2 separate regions of the Homo sapiens genome follow, and region 2 is linked to region 1. Evidence: read pairs that join two places in POLR2A ChIA-PET (ENCODE). Cell type or tissue: GM12878. All regions are shown on one strand. Links, peaks and the distances in the headings refer to the core of each region. The heading gives the core; the rest is flanking DNA. Region 1 has its middle 53 kb from the start of B3GNT2. Region 2 overlaps COMMD1 (copper metabolism domain containing 1).

Region 1 (12,561 bases), core at 2,243-10,242:
AAAAAAAAAAAAAAAAAGTAGGCTTCCAGGGCTCTATCCCCAGAGACTTGGATTCAATAGGATTAGGGTGAGAGAGATCAGCAATGGAAATCCTTGATATAGTGGTTTGTCCTGGGTGGGGTTTTAAGAATTTATACATGATAAATCATGTAGGAATTATTTTTAAAGTAGAAAAAAAAGCTTTTATCATGCAAATATAGGGCTGACCAAAGTGCTATGTACTTAGCTGAGGCATAGGAGCACCTACCTAACCTAGAAAAGATGTACCTGACCCTAGTTAAAACCTGAGCTCTTTCTGAAACTGATTTGGGCATTTGGATTAGTTCTGCTTAAATCTGGGGCATCTGGTTTGATCTGAACTACTGAGAGACTCAGGCTTTTCTGGAACCTAGAACTAAATTGGCCTCACAACAAAGGGACTCCCTTCACTTGCCTCAAGTCAGGATCATGGGAAGGGGCAGATGTCTGCTGAGACTGATGTGAGGTCTTTTACCTCAGAAAATTTTACCTGAGTCATTAAAATAAAACCCCTTTCAAAAAATTTCTTTAAGAAAAACTAGTGTAATAAAAAGTAGGTCCTATTAGAGAACTTACCAAACACCAAGAACATTCTAACGGCGGAGGCTGTCAACTAGCATATTGAGGCTATGGTCCTTGTTGAACAGGTTTTGTCATCTGATACTGATAATATTTAGAAATCTAAGATGCCTTTGGAGTATAATATGTTCAAAAAATGTGGTTATCTTGGTCTGTGATTACAGCATATGTCCATGCTAAGGAGTTTGTTTCAGGACAGGAATAAGTCCTCTTCTGTTAAGCAGTTTCTCCTAAATCAGTTTGGAGACATTTCAGGAGCTTTTCTAACACCCAAGCTGAAATTATTGGCTTCTTCTCTGATTAAAACCATCCCAGCAGTTAGCAAACAATAACCAGAAGGTTTTCAATGTAGCCCCTGTGCACCCTTCAGAAAACATCTTGAAACAGTACTGTAAATAGATTCAAGAAAGGAATGTGGTTTGGAAAAAAAAAAAACTATTTTAAACTTGCCTTCTGTTCCCAGGGCTGCTGTCATGTAATCTAGGAGAATTTTGATAAGGTCTCCTGCTGTAAAATGGAGCAATAGAATATCTCATCAGATAATCGGATTCCAGATGTCCTTGGAAGGAATAACTAGAGCTATCACCTTAGTATTGACTCATATATCCCATGGAAGTCTGTGGAAGTGTGAAGGAACAGCACATGGGCCACAAGGAGAGGAAATCATTGTCATAGTCTGAAACTCTGTTTAGGTCATCCCATGAAAGTAATAGCTACAAGAGTGGCCATGGGCTTTTAAAATTGTATTCCCAAACCCTAGGTCATTGGAAGAACTACAGTTAATGTATACTGAGTTTTCAAGAATTAAAAAGAAAACCAAAAACTGGTTGTTGCAGGTGGTCCCCACATTTAACACTAAGCACTTCTGAATGCAAGTTGTTTCTAACAGGGTATATTTTATATTTACTGATGATTTTTAATTTTTTATTATCAAAGGTATATATGTTTATTATAGTCTATTATGAAAATACAGAAACATACTAAGAACAGTTAATGACCCATCAATCTAATGTACAGAAAGAAGGCTAGAACTAGGAAAAGAGTTGACTTTCCTTGAATAAATTCCCAGAAGTGGAGTACACAGTTTTATTTATTTATTTAGAGACAGAGTTTCACTCTGTCACCCATGCTGGAATGCAGTGGCGCAATCTCAGCTCACTGCAACCTCCGCCTCCCGGGTTCAAGTGATTCTCCTGTCTCAGCCTCCTGAGTAGCTGGGACTACAGGCACCTGCCACCACGTCCGGCTAATTTTTTTTTGTATTTTTAGTAGAGACAGGGTTTCACTATGTTGGCCAGGCTGGTCTCGAACTCCTGACCTCCAGTGATTGACCCGCCTCAGCCTCCCAAAGTGCTGGGATTACAGGCGTGAGCCACTGCACCCGGCCTAGTACACAGTTTTTAACTTTGATAAACATTGCCAAATTCCTCTCCAGGAAGGCTGTATTAATTTGTATTCCCTCTGAGAAAGTATAAGACTAAATTACCCCCTCTCTTGCCTAATTGGCTATCATCATTTTTTGTATTTTCTGGGAGTAAGTTCTTAGAAAGTTTTGTAAGGGACACTTACATTAAACCAGGACATCTCCCTGGTAACAATAAAAGCATGGAGAAAGGACCAGGGAAGGAGAAAACAGGTATAAAGTTCCCAGAGACCCCACTAGGTTTTCTACCTGTGCGATCCTAGATTAAAACCACTTGTTTTGATTTCAGGAAATTAGGGACAAAATAAAAATCTCAGCCTGAACTGGACCTTGTAGAAATTATCCCTGCTTGAGCAATAAGCACTCTAAATTCAGTCTGTTTAGAAAGATTCCTGCCCGTTAGCCAGGTGTGGTAGCACAGGCCTCAAGTCCAAGCTGCTCAGGAGGCTGAGGAAGGAGGATGCCTTGAGCCCAGGAGTTTGGGGCTTCAGGCAACAACAGCAAGAGCCCATCTCTAAAAAAGAAAGAAAAGGAGAGAGAGAGAGAGAGAGAGAGAGATGAGAGAGAGAGAAAGATGAGAGAAGAAAAGAAAAAAACAGTCCAGCCAAGCTAAAAGTTAGCTTTCAGAATAAAGTCAGAAAATAACTCCAGATTTTGGTAGCGTTGTGTTGATACGAAGCAAAAGATTTGGCCTTATTCTTAGGTCAGGCTTTCCTTGGAAGCTCTAGTTCTTCTCAGCTGTAACAGCAAAAGCCTAAATTCCATTATAGACTCTTTATTTCCTTTATATAACCTCTCTTCCCCCAGTCTTATTTTAATAATGATTCAAAAAGAGTTCCAGCATTAAAAAAAAGTAGTTTAACTCTTCACCCCCAAATGCAAGAAGGTGGTGAAAAGCAGAGGATGATGTTGAGTATCTTAAATAGCTGACATCATGTCAAACTATTAATTGTTGAAGTTATTTTTTTACACCTGAGTGAACATTTAGAAAATAATATAAATAGAAATTAAAGGGAAATAAATGCTAAACCGATGTTAGAAAATACTGTTTTCTGAAGTGTACAGTAAGTATCTTTTTGTATGTTTTTTTTTCTTTTTAATTTATTTATTGAAATGGAGTCTCACTCTGTCACCCAGGCTGGAGTGCAGTGGCGCGATCTTGGCTCACTGCAACCTCCGCCCTTTGAGTTCAAGCGATTCTCCTGCCTCAGCCTCCTGAGTACCTGGGATCACAGGCACCTGCCACCGCACCCAGCTAATTTTTTTTTTACTTTTAGTAGAGACGGAGTTTCACCATCTTGGCCAGGCTAGTCTTGAACTCCTGACCTCATGATCCATCCGCCTCGGCCTCCCAAAGTGCTGGGATTACAGGTGTGAGCCACCATGCCCAGCCTTTTATTTATTTATTTATTTTTGAGAAGGAGTCTCACTCTGTCGCCCAGGGTGGAGTGCAGTGGTGCAATCTCTGCTCACTGCAACCTCTGCCTCCCAGGTTCAAGCGATTCTCCTGTGTCAGCCTCCCGAGTAGCTGGGATTACAGGCATGCGCCACCGCACCCAGCTAATTTTTATATTTTTAGTAGAGACGTGGTTTCACCATGTTGGCCAGGCTGGTCTCAAACTCCTGACCTTCGGTGATCCACCCACCTCGGCCTCCCAAAGTGCTGGGATGACAGGCATGAGCCGCTGCACCCAGCCTCAAAGTGTATAGTAAATATCTAAACAAATGAAAGGGACAAGATATAGAAGGAATCTTAGGATCAGCTGAGAGATAATTGAATACTTTCCTAAAAGAACACAATACTGGAAGGGATGGGGCTTTGTGGGACAATTGCTATTTTGAATTCTTAGGTGTCCAACTTTACAACCAAGGTTTACAAATATTTTAAATGGTGATTTAGTCAGCAGAAGGGAAGACTCAAATAGAACATAATTAGCTTAAGCTTACCTCTAGTTGTAGAGTATACAGGTTTTGACCTCAAAATTTGAAAAATCGCAATTTTTATCTAAGTGCAATCAAGTTTTCCTTATTTGGGGATGGCCATAATTGTCTCTCATGGCAACTCAACTGTATGCAACATTGAACCATCCTTTGTTGCAAAGGAACCTGCCTGGGCCTGCTTCCTGTTAGATAAATGGTCCCAACTGGCATAACTTACAAGTTTGGTACATAAACTATCTGATTACAATACTAACGCTATACGTGAGCAGGTAGTAAAATATGGGCATTTACATCATTTATTCACCAAGAACTGTAATTAGGCATTTTCTTTCTCTTTTATTATATTTTAAAATTTAATATAGAGACAGGGTCTCACGCTGTCCCCCAAGCTAGAGTGCAATGGTGCAACCATTATTCACTGCAGCCTGAACTCCTGGGCTCAAGTGATCTTCCCACCTCAGCACCACCACGCCTGTCTTGTTTCTGTTTTACATGCTCTTGGCTAGTTTCTGTTTCCCACTGGTGTTAGGGTTTTAACTTCTGTTGATTCACAGGATGCAGGTGGGGGAGAGATGGCAAGGGGGAAAATATGAATTTGATTACTCAAGTGGAACAAGGTGAAACCATTAGTTTAAAATAATTTTAGGCTGAAAAATTAAAATCATTAAATTATTTCCTTCATGCTGTTATTACACTGTTTTTGTATTAAAGAAGTAAGCATAAATATGAGGATTGTATATTATTTCTATTCTGGCTATTTTTAGAATCATGGCTAAGAATTGGCATGGATCTCAGAATGACTGATTTGGAGGCTTTAGCATCTGGTCAAAAATGAGGAAACATCTGGACAGACAGGGCAGAAGATTTGTACAAGGCCGTGGTCAGGAAGGAATTTCAGGTCTACTGTCTTCCATCTCTACATTCTACCTTTTAGACCCTTCAAAAGAATAAGTGCTTATTTCAAAAATCTGTGTCCTTGCTCATGTGTTTAAATAATGACAGTTCCTGTAGTGAGGATTTTTGTATGCAGATGTGACCTAAGACTAGGTCCAACGTCACTTACATCCTGCATCCATGTTAGACCTGTCTCTGTGCTTCAGGTTGCTGTCACTCTTTGTAGAGCCTGATGCTGTTTGTGATGACCTTGGCCTCACTTTCCACTCAGTGCCACCCTTCTCTGGGTGCAGTGTGCAAAATGAGTAAGTTGGCTGCCACATGGGGCTTCCAGGCTGTCCACAGTACCCAGATAGCCAGCACATTATTCTCATCCTAGCTGGACAACCATTGACCCAAGCTTGGGTCTCGGGTTCTTGGTGACAAGTTGTTATAAATGGAGAACCGATACCGGGGCACGGTGGCTCACGCCTATAATCCAAGCACTTTGGGAGGCTGAGGCGGGCGGATTGCTTGAACTCAGGAGTTCAAGGCCAGCCTGGGCAACATAGGGAGACCCTGTCTCTACTACTAATAAAAAAATTAGCCAGGCATGGTGGTGCATGCCTGTGATCCCAACTACTCAGGAGGCTGAACTTGGAGGTCGAGTCTGCAGTGAGGCTGTGTTTGTGCCACTGCACTCCATCCTAGGTGACAGAGCAAGACCCCCTCTCAGAAATTAAATAAATAAATAAAAATTTTTGAAATGGAGAACTGAGAAAAGGAACACTAATGCAGTTGTGTTCCCATGGAAGATAGTCAAACAAAGCTAAACATAGCTGGAGTAAGAGAACCAGTGGCTGCTAACAGACGTGGAACTGTGCAACTGAACTAACCCCAAGGCTTACTCCCTCCCTGGGGAGTTGAGGCCAGAAACATTTTCTGTAGCATCTGTGGCAGAGCTGTGGGGCCTTTCTGGCTCAACTGGGAAGGAAGGTGACGGCTGTTGTTCTTCAAGGAATCGCTTTCCTGCCTCCTGAAGGGAATCACCAGGGCCTAGATTCTGGAAAGGGAAGGGAAAGTGGAGAACACAAAAAGGAAACGTTTTCTTGTTCTCCCATGAGATTCATGTGCATGTCCCCAAGCAGATTGCCAGAGGAAATGAAGGTTCTTTAAAAATAATAAATAAATAAATTCTGGCCCAGCACAGTGGCTCACACTTGTAACCCAGCACTTTGGGAGGCTGAAGCAGGAGGACCACTTGAGCCCCGGAGTTAGAAACCAGCCTGGGCAACATAGCAAGACCCTGTCTCTACAAAAATGTTGAACAATTAGCTGGGTGTGGTGCACACAGCTGTAGTTCCAGCTACTCAGGAGGCTGAGATGGGAGGATTACTTGAGCCCAGGAGTTCAAGACCATCCTGGGCATGATGGTGAGACCTCATCTCAATTTAAAGAAAAAAAAAATCCCTCCCATGCCTGTAATTCCAGCACTTTGGGAGGCTGAAGTGGGTGAATTGTTTGAGCTCAGGAGTTCAAGACCAGTCTGGACAACATGGCAAAATCCTGTCTCTACAAAAAATTAGCGAGGCGTGATGGTGCACGCCTGTAGTCCCAGCTACTTGGGGAGCTGAGGTGGGAAGATCAATCGAGCCCAGGAGGTCAAGGCTGCAGTGAGCCGAGATCATGCCACTGCACTCCAGCCTGGGTGACCTTGTCTCAAAAAAAAAAACCCACCAAAATCCCTCCCTTAAAACAGAGTTCAGTGACGGTTGTCACTCTGTGCAAAAATGAACTTGCCCAGTGGGTTTATATTTACTATCAACCAATATCAGCCTATGAATAGCAGAAAAAGGCAAGTAAGGCCATGTAACATTTCATTTTTTCCTGGAGCCCCAGGCTGACCCTGGTTTGGCTGGCCAGGGTGGGACTAAAGGTGAGGCTCCAAATCATCTGGGTACAGGCGGACCACATAGACCAAGAAAGTGCCTTTCAAACTGCCACATTTGTAATCCTAGCTACTCAGGAGGCTGAGGCAGGAGGATCCTTGAGCCCAGGAGTTCAAGACCATCCTGGGCAACATATTGAGACCCCATCTTGAATGAATGAATGGTGCCTTTCCCCAGACTTCCTTTGAATTGAAAGAAAACAAGTCACTTCATAAGTTACTTTATGAACCATTAAAACTGGATACAGCCATTTGCTGGGTGGCGTACCACCGCTTCAAATATCACTTATAGGGAATTTAGGGAAAAATCTTTTCCCCTAATATCAGGAAGTTTAAAAATAAGTAACCAGATAATCTGGGGCCAGGAGCATGTAGTGGGAGAGTTATCAGGCCCACCCAGTTCCCTGAGACAGGTGGAAAAAACTGACCCTTCTCTTCATCAGTTCTTATAGATGTAATTTCAACAAATGGGAAAGGATAATGCAAAACCCTTCCTTGTCCCTGTACACATGGGGAAGAGTTGAACAAAATGCTAGGGGAATTTGGCTCTGAAGGTCCCTGAATAGCTTGAGAGCTCTCACTGGGGACCCATCCCTGGGAGAATCAACTTGCATCACCTTTGGGCAACCACCCCTGGAACCATAACAGAAGGGGCAAGACCAAGCAAGTCCCTATTGCCTTGAGTGAGTCCTGGAAGAAAGTGGTTACTGGGGTAACCACAGCCTGTGCCATTCTTTACAGCCCAAATGCCATCCCTAGTTTTGCACCTAGAAGTTTAGCCATTAATTGTGTTCATAGATTTAGGGGTCCATGTGCATGTTTGATACTTTAGGTATATTGTGTGATGCTGACATTTGGCATATGAATGATTCTGTCACCCGGGTAGTGAACATAGTACCCAGTAGTTAGTCTTTCAACCCCAGTAGTCCCTAGTAGCTATTATTGCCGTCTTTATGTCTATAAGAATCCACAGTTTAGCTCCCACTTGTAACATGTGGTATTTGGTTTTCTGTTCTTGCATTAATTTGCTTAGGATAATGGCCTCCAGCTGCATCCATGTCGCTGCAAAGGATACGATTTTATTCTCTTTTATGGCTGTGTGATTTTTTCCCCCCCAGCTATTCTGGGAGCTACTCTCTTTAGGGTACCTTCGCATATGTAGTACGTTTTTCTCCTGTTAATCTGTGTATTGTCAGTTGATTCACAGGCCACCGACCAATTGGACCTAAATTGGTAGAGAAGTTTTTTCTCCCAACAGTTTATATAAATTTAGTTTATTAATTTTAACTGCTGCATAGTGTTCCATTTAGAATAGGCTGGAGGTTTTTGTTTTTGAGTTTCCTATTATAAACCAAAAACAAAATTCTAATCTCCCCAACCAACTGAATGTACCCCCTCAGCCAAGGGGATCCCAAAAAAAACCTGAAAAAGTTCAGGCCATGACAGGAAGAGGGGTGGTTAGAAGTTCAGGCCATGACAGGAAGAGAGGGGGAAGGTCTCATTATATACCCTTCTCTTTTTGGAGTTTAGACCCAACTGACCAGCATTAACATTAAAACAGAGATTTTAAGACCGACAAAACAGACTCTTTGTAGCAATAAGATCAAATTCCAACCTGACTCTGATGTAACATCTCATGACAGACAGCAGGCCCGGAAGGAGATCAGAATATTTTACCCCAAAATATATTTCTTCGACATACTTTGAATGGCCCTGCAAAGCTGTCCCTTGTGGGGGAAATTTGCATTTTTTTAGAGAATCTCCTTCCTCTACTAGGTTTTTCCACAGAGTTTGACACCTTTTAGGTCAGATAAGAGACTGTCACATCTATTATCTCTGAAGCTTGTTCTTTGGAGGTTTCACCTACATGACAAAAACCTTGGCTTCCAAAACATTCCCCCCTTACCATAACTCAAGCTGACTTCAACTCTTCACTCAGAGCTTAACTCTTTGAACCAACTGCCAGTCAGGAAATCTCTCAATCCACCTGTGACCTAGAAACAGCCCCCAACTCCCACTTTGAGATGTCCCCCTATTCCAGGCCAAAACCAATGTATACCTTCCATGTATTGATTTATGTCTTTGCCCATAACTTCTGTCTCCCTAAAACCAAGCCGCAATCCCACCATCTTGGGCACATGTTCTCAGGACCTCCTGAGGCTGCAGCATGGGCCACGGTCCTTAACCTTGGCAAAGTAAACGTCTTAATCAATTGAGACCTGTCTCAGATGCTTTTTGGTTTACACTATCAATGAGTGGGTTTTTAGGTTGTCTTCAATTTTCCATTGCAAATAATGCTGCTGTGAACATCCTTGAACATGCATCCCTGTTTACATGTACAAATATATCTTAGAAAACAGGAATACTGTATCATGGGTTATGTGCTTTTTCTTTCTTTCTTTCTTTTTTTTATTGTAGACACTGTCAAATAGACTTTAGAGTACTAATAAATGTTTAACAACCAGTCTTCCAAAAAGAGGAAGTGGGGCTGATTTGTAGCATTTGCCAATTTCCATGGTGTGAATTCTTCCACCATGGCCGATTTCAAACTACTAATGAGACATGAATGCACAATCAGCTCTGTTAGCTGGTATGAAGTGGCTCCAGCATAGTTCTCAGAATCTCTCAAACTCAGAATGCATATAAATATTGGCAAATAGCCCTCTAAAGTAGCCCAACCAATGTATACTTTCACAAGCAGTGTATGAGAATATCTACAGTCATGCTCCGCGTAACGATGTTTCAGTCAATGACAGATGACATGTGTGACAATGGTCCCATAAGATTATAATGGAGCTGAAAAATTCCCATCACTAGTGTCATAGCACATTATTTATGTGTTTGTGGTGATGCTGGTATAAATAAACTACTGCACTGCCAGTCATATAAAAATATAACACAATTATGTGCAATACATAATACTTGATAATAAGTGTGTTACTGGTTTATGTACTTACTATACTGTGCTTTTTATCTTTTAAGTATACTCTCTACTTATTAAAAAAAAAAAAAAGTCCTTTCCACGCTACCTGCAGAGGGGTCCATACGGCGTTGTTCTGGATTCCCATCGTAACTTAAAGGGAAACTTTCACAATGTCCGGAGCCCTTGATGTCCTGCAAATGAAGGAGGAGGATGTCCTTAAGTTCCTTGCAGCAGGAACTCACTTAGGTGGCACCAATCTTGACTTCCAGATGGAACAGTACATCTATAAAAGGAAAAGTGATGGCATCTATATCATAAATCTGAAGAGGACCTGGGAGAAGCTTCTGCTGGCAGCTCGTGCTATTGTTGCCATTGAAAACCCTGCTGATGTCAGTGTTATATCCTCCAGGAATACTGGCCAGAGGGCCGTGCTAAAGTTTGCTGCTGCCACTGGAGCCACTCCAATTGCTGGCCGCTTCACTCCTGGAACCTTCGCTAACCAGATCCAGGCAGCCTTCCGGGAGCCACGGCTTCTTGTGGTTACTGACCCCAGGGCTGACCACCAGCCTCTCATGGAGGCATCTTATGTTAACCTACCTACCATTGCGCTGTGTAACACAGATTCTCCTCTGCACTATGTGGACATTGCCATCCCATGCAACAACAAGGGAGCTCACTCAGTGGGTTTGATGTGGTGGATGCTGGCTCGGGAAGTTCTGCGCATGCGTGGCACCATTTCCTGTGAACACCCATGGGAGGTCATGCCTGATCTGTACTTCTACAGAGATCCTGAAGAGATTGAAAGAGAAGAGCAGGCTGCTGCTGAAAAGGCAGTGACCAAGGAGGAATTTCAGGGTGAATGGACTGCTCCAGCTCCTGAGTTCACTGTTACTCAGCCTGAGGTTGCAGACTGGTCTGAAGGTGTACAGGTGCCCTCTGTGCCTATTCCCTACTGAAGACGGGAGCGCTCAGCCTGCCACGGAAGACTGGTCTGCAGCTCCCACTGCTCAGGCCACTGAATGGGTAGGAGCAACCACTGACTGGTCTTAAGCTGTTCTTGCATAGGCTCTTAAGCAACATGGAAAAATGGTTGATGGAAAATAAACATCAGTTTCTAAAAAAAAAAAAAGTTAACTGTAAAACAACCTCAGGCAGGTCCTTCAGGAGGGATTCCAGAAGAAGGCAGTGTTATCATAGGAGATGACAGCTCTATGCGCGTATTGCCCCTGGAGACCGTCCAGTGGGACAAGATGTAGAGGTGGAAGACAGTGATATTGATGATCCCGACCCTGTGTACACCTAGGCTAATGTGTATTTGTGTCCTGGTTTTTGACAAGAAAAAATTAAAAAGTAAATAAATTTTTAAAAATTTTAATAGGAAAAAAGCTTACAGAATGAGACTATAAAGAAAATATTTTTATACAGCTGTACAGTGTGTTTGTGTTTTCAGATAAGTGTTATTAAAAGAGAGCCAAAAAGTTAATTACAGTGAACTAAGGTTAAATTTATTGAAGAAAAATTTTTTAATTTAGTGTAGCATAAGTGTATAGTGTAAAGTCTACAGTAGGGTACAGTAATGTCCTAGGCCTTCACATTCACTGACATCTCACACACTGACTCACCTAGAGAAACTTCCAGTCTTGCAAGCTCCATTCAGATAAATACCCTAGACAGGTATACCATTTTTTATCTTTTACACCGTATTTTTACTGTATCTTTTCTGTGTTTAGACAGACAAATACCATTGTGTTACAGTTGTCTACAGTATTCAGTACAGCAACATGCTGTACAGGTTTGTAGCCCATAAACTCTACCATGTAAGTAGGCTGTACTGTCTAGGTTTGTGTAAGTACTCTGTGATGTTCACACAATGATGAAATTGCCTAATGATGCACTGCTCAGGATGTATCCCCGTCATTAAGCAACGATGACTGTATTTCCCATTATCCTTGTCAGTGCTTGGTAATACCATAATTTTTGCCAGTATGATGAGTCAAAACTCATTTTTGCATTTTTCCCAATCATTGGTGAGATTGAGCGTTTTTGTTTTTCTTTTATGTCTTTGCTACTTTTATTTCCCTTTCCATGAAATGGTCTTTTGCCTTTTGCCTGGTTTTCTTTTCTTTCTTTCTTTTGAGACAGGGTCTCGCTCTATCGCCCAGGCTGGAGGGCAGTGGCATGCGATGACAGCTCACTGCAGCCTCAACCTCAGGTGATTCTCCTATCCCAAGCCTCGCAAGTAGCTGGGGCTACAGGTGTGCGCCACCATGCCCAGCTAATTTTTTGTTACTTTTATAGAGACGGGGTTTCACTCTGTTGCCCAGGCTGGAGTACAGTGGCGCCATCCCGTCTCACTGCAACCTCCACCTCCCAGGTTCAAGCGATTCTTCTGCCTCAGCCTCCCTAGTAGCTGGAATTACAGGCATGTACCACCACACCCGGCTAATTTTTTGTATTTTTAGTAGAGACAGGGTTTCACCATCTTTACTAGGCTAAGCTGGTCTCGAACTCCTGACCTCAGGTGATCTGCCTGCCCTGGCCTCCCAAAGTGCTGGGATTATAGGTGTGAGCTACCACGCCTGGCCCTGTTTTTCTTTTGGTATTTTTCTGTTGATTTGTTGCAGCCCTTGATGTAGCCTGGAAACAATTGTCCATCAAGAAGTTTTCAATCTATTTTAGAGAGTGAAGTGGGAGGAATATTCTCAAATGTTATTGAGCACTTGCTATATGAAAATACCTTTCAAGGACTGGGACTGAGAGAAAAGAGTATACATTGTGTACATCAAACCCTATTACCGATTTAACACTGTGGTAGTGTCAGTTGAACACACACACACACACACACACACACACACA
Region 2 (8,000 bases), core at 1-8,000, 80 kb before region 1:
TCCCTTTAATTCTCTCAAATTTTCTTCGTTTTGTTTTGTTTTGAGACAAGGGTCTCACTGTGTTGCCTAGGCTAGTCTCAAACTCCTGCACTCACACAGTCCTCTCACTTCAGCCTTCAAATTTTCTTCTTAAGACCAGGCATGGTGGCTTATACCTGTAATTGCAGCACTGGGAGGCTGAGGTGGGAGGATTGCTTGAGCCCAGGAGTTTGAGACCAGCCTGGGCAACATAGCCAGGCATGATGGTGCACTCGTGTGGTCCCAGCTACTTGAGAGGCTGAGGTAAGAGGATTGCTTGGGCCTGGAAGGTCAAGGCTGCAGTGAGCCATTATCGTGCTACTACACTCAGCCTAGGTGAGAGAGCAAAACCCTGTCTCAAAAAAAAAAGGTGGGAGGTATTAAATAACAACACATTTTCTTTCTTTCTGTTTTTTTTTGAGATGGAGTTTTGCTCTTTTTGTCCAGGCTGGAGTGCAATGGCGCAATCTCAGTTCACCTCAACCTCTGCCTCCCGGATTCAAGCGATTCTCCTGCCTCAGCCTCCCGAGTAGCTGGGATTACAGGCATGTGCTGCCATGCCCAGCTAATTTTGTATTTTTAGTAGAGACGGGGTTTCTCCATGTTAGTCAGGCCGGTCTCGAACTCCTGACCTCGTGATCCACCCACCTTATCCTCCCAAAGTGTTGGGATTGCAGGCGTGAGCCACCGCACCTGGCCACAAATTTTCTTCTTAAGGTTGAAGCTTTATATCAGACATATATACATTTCTGATTATGTTTTTCTGATAAGTTATCTGTTTTATTATTTTTTTTTGGAGACAAGGTCTTGCTTTGTCACCTAACAGGAGTGCAGTAGTGTGATCACAGCTCACTGCAGCCTCTACCTCCTGGGCTAAGTGATCCTCCCACCTCAGCCTCCCTAGTAGCTGGGACCACAAGTGCAAGCCATGGCACCTGGCTAATTTAAAAAAAAATTTTTTTGTTTTTTGTCTCACTATGTTGCCCAGGCTGGTCTCCAACTTCTGGACTCAAGCGATCCTCCCACCTTGGCCTCCCAAGGTGCTGGGTTTACAGTCATGAGCCACTATGCCTGTCCTGTTGTATCATTATGAAATGTCAGTCTTTATTTCTGGTAATACTCTATCTTGGAGTCTATAACTGAAAATAATATAGCCTCTCCCCATTTTTTCCCCCTTAAACATTACGCCATAAGAAGCTTTTCAAAAGGAGCTAAGTTGCCTGGCTGGAGTGCAGTGGCTATTCACAGGTGTGATTATAACCCACTACAGCCTTGAACTCCTGGGCTCAAGAGAGCTTCCTGCCTCAGCCACCCCAGTAGCTAGGACTATAGACACAAGCTAGCCTTTTTATACTTACTGTTTTCATCAAATGTCTTTTTCCAACTAGTTTCCAACCTGTCTTTGTATTTGAAGTGCATCTATTGTAGATAGTTCAGTGTTGCTTTTAAAGTGCTTACTCCATTTGTGTTTAGTATGTTGACATGGTTGGATTTAGATCTACTATTTTGCTTTCTGTTTTTATTCCTGTTTATCCTTTTTTACTTCTTACAGCTTAATGAATTTTGGGGGGGGAATTCCATTTTAATTTCTCTCTTGGGTTTTTAGCTACATCTTTCTTTAGGATTGCACTAGAGATTACAATATACATTCTTAACGTCTCACCCTTTTGCCTGGGGCGGTGGCTCATGCCTGTAATCCCAGCACTTTGGGAGGCTGAGGTGGGTGGATTGCCTGAGCTCAGGAGTTCCAGACCGGCTTAGGCAACATGGTGAAACCCTGTCTCTATGAAAAATACAGAAACATTAGCTGGTTGTGGTGGCACACACCTGTAGTCCCAGCTACTTGGGAGGCTGAGGTGGGAGGATCCCTTGAGCCTGGGAGGTTGAGGCTGCAGTGAGCTGAGATCATACCACTGCATTCTAGCCTGGGTGACAGAGTGAGATGCTGTCTCCAAAAATAAATAAATAAATAAAACAATACCATTTCATTTAAATTTCAGGAATTATACAACCACAGAATTCTGTTTATGACTCTTCTTTTATGCAGTAGTTGTCATGGTTTTTTCTTAATGTGGTAACCCGTATTTCAATATTATAACTTTTGCTTTAAGTAGTCCTATGTATTTCCAGTAGATGAGGAGATAATAAAACTTAGTCTTATATATTTAACCATATATTTGTCCGTTCCACTGATCTTCATTTCTTTCTGAAGATCTGTTCTGCCATCTAGTTTTGTTTCCTATTAGTTTGAAGAATTTCCTTTAGCATTTCTTGTTGTGCAGGTATGTTGGGCAGGGAGTTGGCTTAGTTTTCACTTATCTGAAAATCTTGTTATTTCATCTTTATTCTTGATGGATATTTTTGATGAATATGGAGTTTCAGCCAAACAACAGTTTTGTTGTTTGTCTTCAGCAAAAGACAGTTTTTGCTCTTCCCCTTTTTCTTATGAGAATCCAATTATGCAGATGTTAATTTTTTTAATACTGCATCCCATATGTTTCTCAGGCTCTGTTTTTTTCCCCCAATCTTTTTTTCTCTCTTTTCAAACTGGATAATTTCTTTCCATTTATCTTTTAGTTCACTGATCCTTCCGTCATCTCCAATCTGCTGTTTTGACCTTTTAGGGAATTTTTTCTTTTTTACCTCAGATATATTTTTTAGTTTTAGAATATCAATTTGGTTAGTTTATAGTTTATTTCTCTTTTGAGATTTCCTATCTGTGTGTTAATTTTCAAATATCCTTTTTATTTACATCCTTAATCATAGTTATCACTGTAGCTTTCTCTTCTAATTCCGACACCTAGGTAATTTCAAGTTTGGTCTCCAACTGTTTCTTTTGAGTGTGTCATATTTTCCTGTTTATTCATATAGCTAATAATTTTGTTTTGTATACTGGACATTGGGAATGCTGCATTGTAGATATATGGATTCTGTTATGATTCTCTGAGAAATGTTGATTTTTTTGTGTTCGGAGGCAGTTAACTTGACTGAGTCTAACACCAGCCCCTCTCTTGCCTTCAGTGGGTACCTGCTGAAACTTCTGTTCACATATTTTAGCTTTATCTGGGCTTCTTAGAATCTGTCCTGTACATTCAGAGTTTACTTGTCAGCCAGAAATCTCAGTAGAGTTTATATGCAGAGTGTGGGTTTATGTGTGGCTGTCTTTCTTTCTTTTCTTTTTTTTTTTTTTTTTTTGAGACGGAATCTAGCTCTGTTGCCCAGGCTGGAGTGCAGTGGCACGATCTCAGCTCACTGCAAGCTCTGCCTCCCAGGTTCAAGCGATTCTCCTGCCTCAGCCTCCTGAGTAGCCGGGACTACAGGCGCCCACCACCATGCCCGGCTAATTTTTTGTATTTTCAGTAGACACAGGGTTTCACTGTGTTAGCCAGGATAGGATGGTCTCGATCTCCTGACCTCGTGATCCACCTGCTTTGGCCTCCCAAATGTTGTGTCTTTTTAAAGTATCTACAGTAACCTTGTATCAACTTAGTTTGTCAGTCTATTAATACTAAATTTAGCTCCTTCAAAGCAGTTGGAACTATGTGCTACATAAATTTCAGTTTCACCCAAGGGAAGAAGTGAAATTAGTGAATAGACAGTTACAGCAAAAAAAAAAAAAAAACAGAAACAAAAAAACCATAAAAATTAAATAGCTGGCTCTAGTGAAATGAGCAAGGACTGTGGAGTCAAACTGACCTGGATTTGAATCCTGATCCTACTGTTTGTAGCTGTATGATCTGGACAAATGACATTAACTCTTTCTAACCTTGATTTTCTCATCTGTAAGACGCCAATTGTAACTCCTAAGGATACTGAGGTGGTTGTTTTTGTTTTTCGGTTTTTTTTTGTTTTTTTGTTTTTTTTTGAGATGGAGTTTCGCTCTTGTTGCCCAGGCTGGAGTGCAGTGGCATGATCTCAGCTCACTGCAACCTGCCACTCCCAGGTTCAAGCGATTCTCCTGCCTCAGCCTCCCGAGTAGCTGGGATTACAGGTGCACGCCACCATGCCTGGCTAATTTTTTGTATTTTTAATAGAGACGGGGTTTCACCATGTTGGCCAGGCTGGTCGCCAACTCCTTTCCTCAGGTGATCCACTCAGCTCGGCCTCCCAAAGTGCTGGGATTACAGGTGTGAGCCACCATGCCCGGCCTAGATACTGAGGATTTTTTAAAATGCATATACAGTTCCTGACCAGTGGTTTTTGCCTAATAAATAACTTATTACAAATTGTTACCCAGTAAAAACCCTGAGACGAGTGAAAAAATAAAGCTAATTAATCCATTACTTGCTAGTAAGAAAATAAAAAAAAAATCTCTGTTCATTTATGTCTTAAGATTTATCAGTATCTCCATATAGCTTTGCATAGTATTACTATTATAGGAGGTGCTTTTTATAAAATGTCAGATGTTAGGCCAGACACAGTGGCTCACACCTGTAATCTTACCACTTTCGGAGGCCAAGGCAGGAGGACTGCTTGAGCCCAGGAGTTCGTGACCAGCCTGGGCAACGTAGGGACACCCTGTCTCTACCAAAAAAAAAACTTTAAATATTAGTAGGCTGGCCAGGCATGGTGGCTCATGCCTGTAATCCTAGCACTTTGGGAGGCCGAGGCGGGTGGATAATGAGGTCAGGAGATCGAGACCAGCCTGGCTAACATGGTGAAACCCCATCTCTACTAAAAATACAAAAATTAGCTGGGTGTGGTGGCAGGTGCCTGTAATCCCAGCTACTCAGGAGGCTGAAGCAGGAGAATCGCTTGAACCCAGGAGGCGGAGATTGCAGTGAGCCGAGATCGCACCACTGCACTCCAGCCTGGTGACACAGCAGGACTCCGTCTCAAAAATAAAAATAAAATAAAATAAAAGAAAATATTAGCAGGTTGTGGTGGTGCACGCCTGTAGTCTCAGCTACTAGGGAGCCTGAGGTGGGAGGATCACTTGAGTCCAGGAAGTTGAGGCATGTGCCACCACGCCCGGCTAATTTTTTGTATTTTTAGTAGAGACAGGGTTTCACCCTGTTAGCCAGGATGGTCTTAATCTCCTGACCTCATGATCCGCCCGCCTCAGCCTCCCAAAGTGCTGGGATTACAGGCGTGAGCCACCGCACCTGGCTTAATATTTCTTAAATGAGTGAATGAGTGAACAAGACAGATTTTCTTATAGTGTAATCAAAATACAAATTCCAGAGCATGGGACTGTATTTCTTAGAGTAGCGTTGCTACATTAACTACTGTAATTACTTTTCGGTAAAAAATTACTTTTGGGTACTTTTGACCTGCATGTTTCTATAATGTTCTATGCAGAAATTAAACTCTTTTGTATAAACAAAAACAGTGTGGGCCTTTTTAGCATTTTTCTTTGAGATTGGAGACTTCAATATAGTGATTATATTTTCATTTCAAGAAATTCTATTTCGCTTTTTTTTCATATCTGGTCATTTAAAGTAATATATTCTTCCAGACTGGACAACATAGTGACACTGTCTCTACAAAATATATATATATATATATATATATATATATTAGCCAGGCATGGTGGCATATGTCTGTAATCCTAGCTACTCAGGAGGCTGAGGTAGGACAATCATTTGAACCTGGGAGGTTGAGGCTGAAGTGAGTGGTGATCACACCACTGTATGCCAGCTTGAGTGACAGAGTGAGACCCTGTCTCAAAAAATAGAACAAAATAATTTTTATTCTGTATCTGATTATTCCATTTTGTAAAGTTCTTACAGGTCTAAATGCTGTTATTTGTTTCTGCTGATTATCACACATAGTAGATTTTTTATTCTTATTTTTTAACTTTTTATTTATTTTGAGACAGAGTTTCACTCTGTCGCCAGGCTGTAGTGCAGTGGCGTGATCTCAGCTCACTGCAACCTCCACCTCCTGGGTTCAAGTGATTCTCCTGCTTCAGCTTCCCAAGTAGCAGGGATTACAGGTATGTGCCACAACGCCTGGCTAATTTTTGTATTTTTAGTAGAGATGGGTTTGCACCATTTTGGCCAGGCTGGTCTCGAATGCCTGACCTCGAGGGATCCACCCACCTTGGCCTCCCAAAGTGCTGGGATTATAGGCATGTGCCACCATGCCGGGTCCATAGTAGCTTTTTTATTCCTGTGTTTTATAATTTTTGATTGAGAGCTCATGTGATCTCTTTGTTATCTTCTAAGTAGATTTTTGACTTGTTCATTCTTTTGCTGAGGAGAAAGCTCTCTGAAGGTTACAGTTTCATACAGAAGTCTCAATTCCCTCTCTGGCTTGTATAGCCCTCAGGTATTGTCTTCTGTCTTGTGTAATCAGTAAAATCCATTGATTTTCAACTCCCTCTTTGTTCTTGGCCCTCTTGCTTTTTTTGTGAGTTTAGCCATTTATTTCAAAAGAGGTATTTATTTATCTAACCTTTCTAAATTTTTAAAAGTTTTTTAAAAAGAATATTTGTGTACCATGTTCTTAGAAACCATTTAGCCTTTTTGTATCAATATTTGGCATCATAAAAATCTATGCTGTGCCAGGTGCAGTAGCTCATGCCTGTAATTCCAGCATTTTTGGAGGCCGAGGCAGATAGATTGCTTGAATCCAGGAGTTCCAGACCAGCCTGGGCAACATGGCGAAACCCCATCTCTACTAAAAAATACAAAAATTAGCTGGGCATGGCGGCAAGCACCTGTAATCCCAGCTACTTGTGGGATTACAGGTGCTGAGGCAGGAGAATGGCTTGAGCCCAGGAGGTTGAGGCTGTGGTGAGCCAAGATTGTGCCACTGCACTCCAGCCTGGGTGTCAGAGCAAGACCCTGTCTCTCAAAAATATGTATATGATATATTTTCCTGGGTAAGTAGGCGATGAAGCTTGAAATTCTATCAATAGCCTGCAGAGATTCAGAACATATGAACAAAACTAATTATAACTCCAGGTCACCATGACTCAGTAAAGTACAATAGTGACATTTTATATGTACTTACTTTTTTTTTTTTTTTTTTTTTTTTTTAGATAGGGTCTTGCTCTGTTACCCAGGCTAAAGTGCAGTGGTGTGACCTCCTGGGCTCAAGCAAGTCTCCCATCTCAGCCTCCTGAGTGGCTGGAACAACAGCCATGCACCACCACACCTGACTACTTTTTTTATGTGTGTGTAGAGACACAGTCTCATATGTTGCCCAGCATTGTCTCTCCTGGGCTCAAGCCATCCCCCTGCCTCAGCCTCCCAAACTGATGGGATTACAGGCATGAGCCACCACACCTGGCCCTTATATATACTTACTTTAAAGGTAACTGGAAATTTAATTGTTGCTTTCATTTCAAATGCTTTACCAGAAATAGTACCATTTAGATCATGAAGGTATGATGTTTATTATAATCGTTCATTTGTTTTTAGTAAAAGTCTTCAGGGTGAAACTTTTGATAGATTATACCTCAAAGCAAAAATTAATGTAGATGTTTCTGTGTAATTTAGGAGGAACCATTTAATTGGAAACCTCTGTGATGATTTGAATTGTTATGCAGTTTAATTGTTAAATTAGAATCTTGAAAGCTATGAAAGAAAAATAAGAGAAAAAGAGAGAAATAAGAGTGGGAAATAGCTAGTCACAATGGAAGGAGTGTGAGACAGACTCAGGTGTAGAAATTGGGTCTTTCCACTTAGCACCCTAGAGGTATATTAGAATTTCCCACTCAATCTGGCTGATTTTACGCAGTGAAACTGGCATTACTGGGGTTTAATTTGAATTGACTAAGGGTACTTGTCCTTATTTCTTCTGAAAGATAAAATTGGAGAGAGGACAACTGGATTCTTGAATTATTTGTCATTTCTAATCTTACCGTTATTTCCTAAAATGACCCACAGATACTCCCTACCCCACTTTTTTTTTCCCCCACTACTGTGCTCTAGCCCTTAAAATGATCTTTGTTTAGCATTCAGATACCTATACTTAGGTTGAGGGAGGAGAAGAGGGCAAAGTGATAATGAAAATGCCTAAACTCCCAGGGA

The links. Peaks named below come from ENCODE experiments on the same cell type or tissue, not always from the same donor. Only the 100,000 strongest peaks of a DNase experiment are listed, where the experiment ranks them.
Region 2: POLR2A ChIA-PET joins it to region 1 with 15 read pairs; 5 of 35 experiments call an interaction of 5 or more read pairs at or near these places.

Annotation. Positions count from the first base shown.
Region 1 is chr2:62,136,502-62,149,062 of GRCh38, forward strand. It overlaps the pseudogene RPSAP26. Among named protein-coding and RNA genes, the nearest start is that of B3GNT2, 53 kb to the right of the region's middle. RefSeq lists an enhancer at 5,565-5,654. In GM12878, for the core only: no CTCF peak of the experiment used is centred there; DNase peaks (open chromatin) are centred at 4,490, 4,887, 5,740 and 9,420; H3K4me3 peaks cover 302 bases; H3K27ac peaks cover 7,058 bases.
Region 2 is chr2:62,058,361-62,066,360 of GRCh38, forward strand. The region is part of intron 2 of COMMD1 (copper metabolism domain containing 1); the gene reads left to right. Among named protein-coding and RNA genes, the nearest start is that of B3GNT2, 130 kb to the right of the region's middle. RefSeq lists an enhancer at 7,648-7,867. In GM12878, for the core only: no CTCF peak of the experiment used is centred there; DNase peaks (open chromatin) are centred at 3,701, 6,973 and 7,981; H3K4me3 peaks cover 1,760 bases; H3K27ac peaks cover 2,807 bases.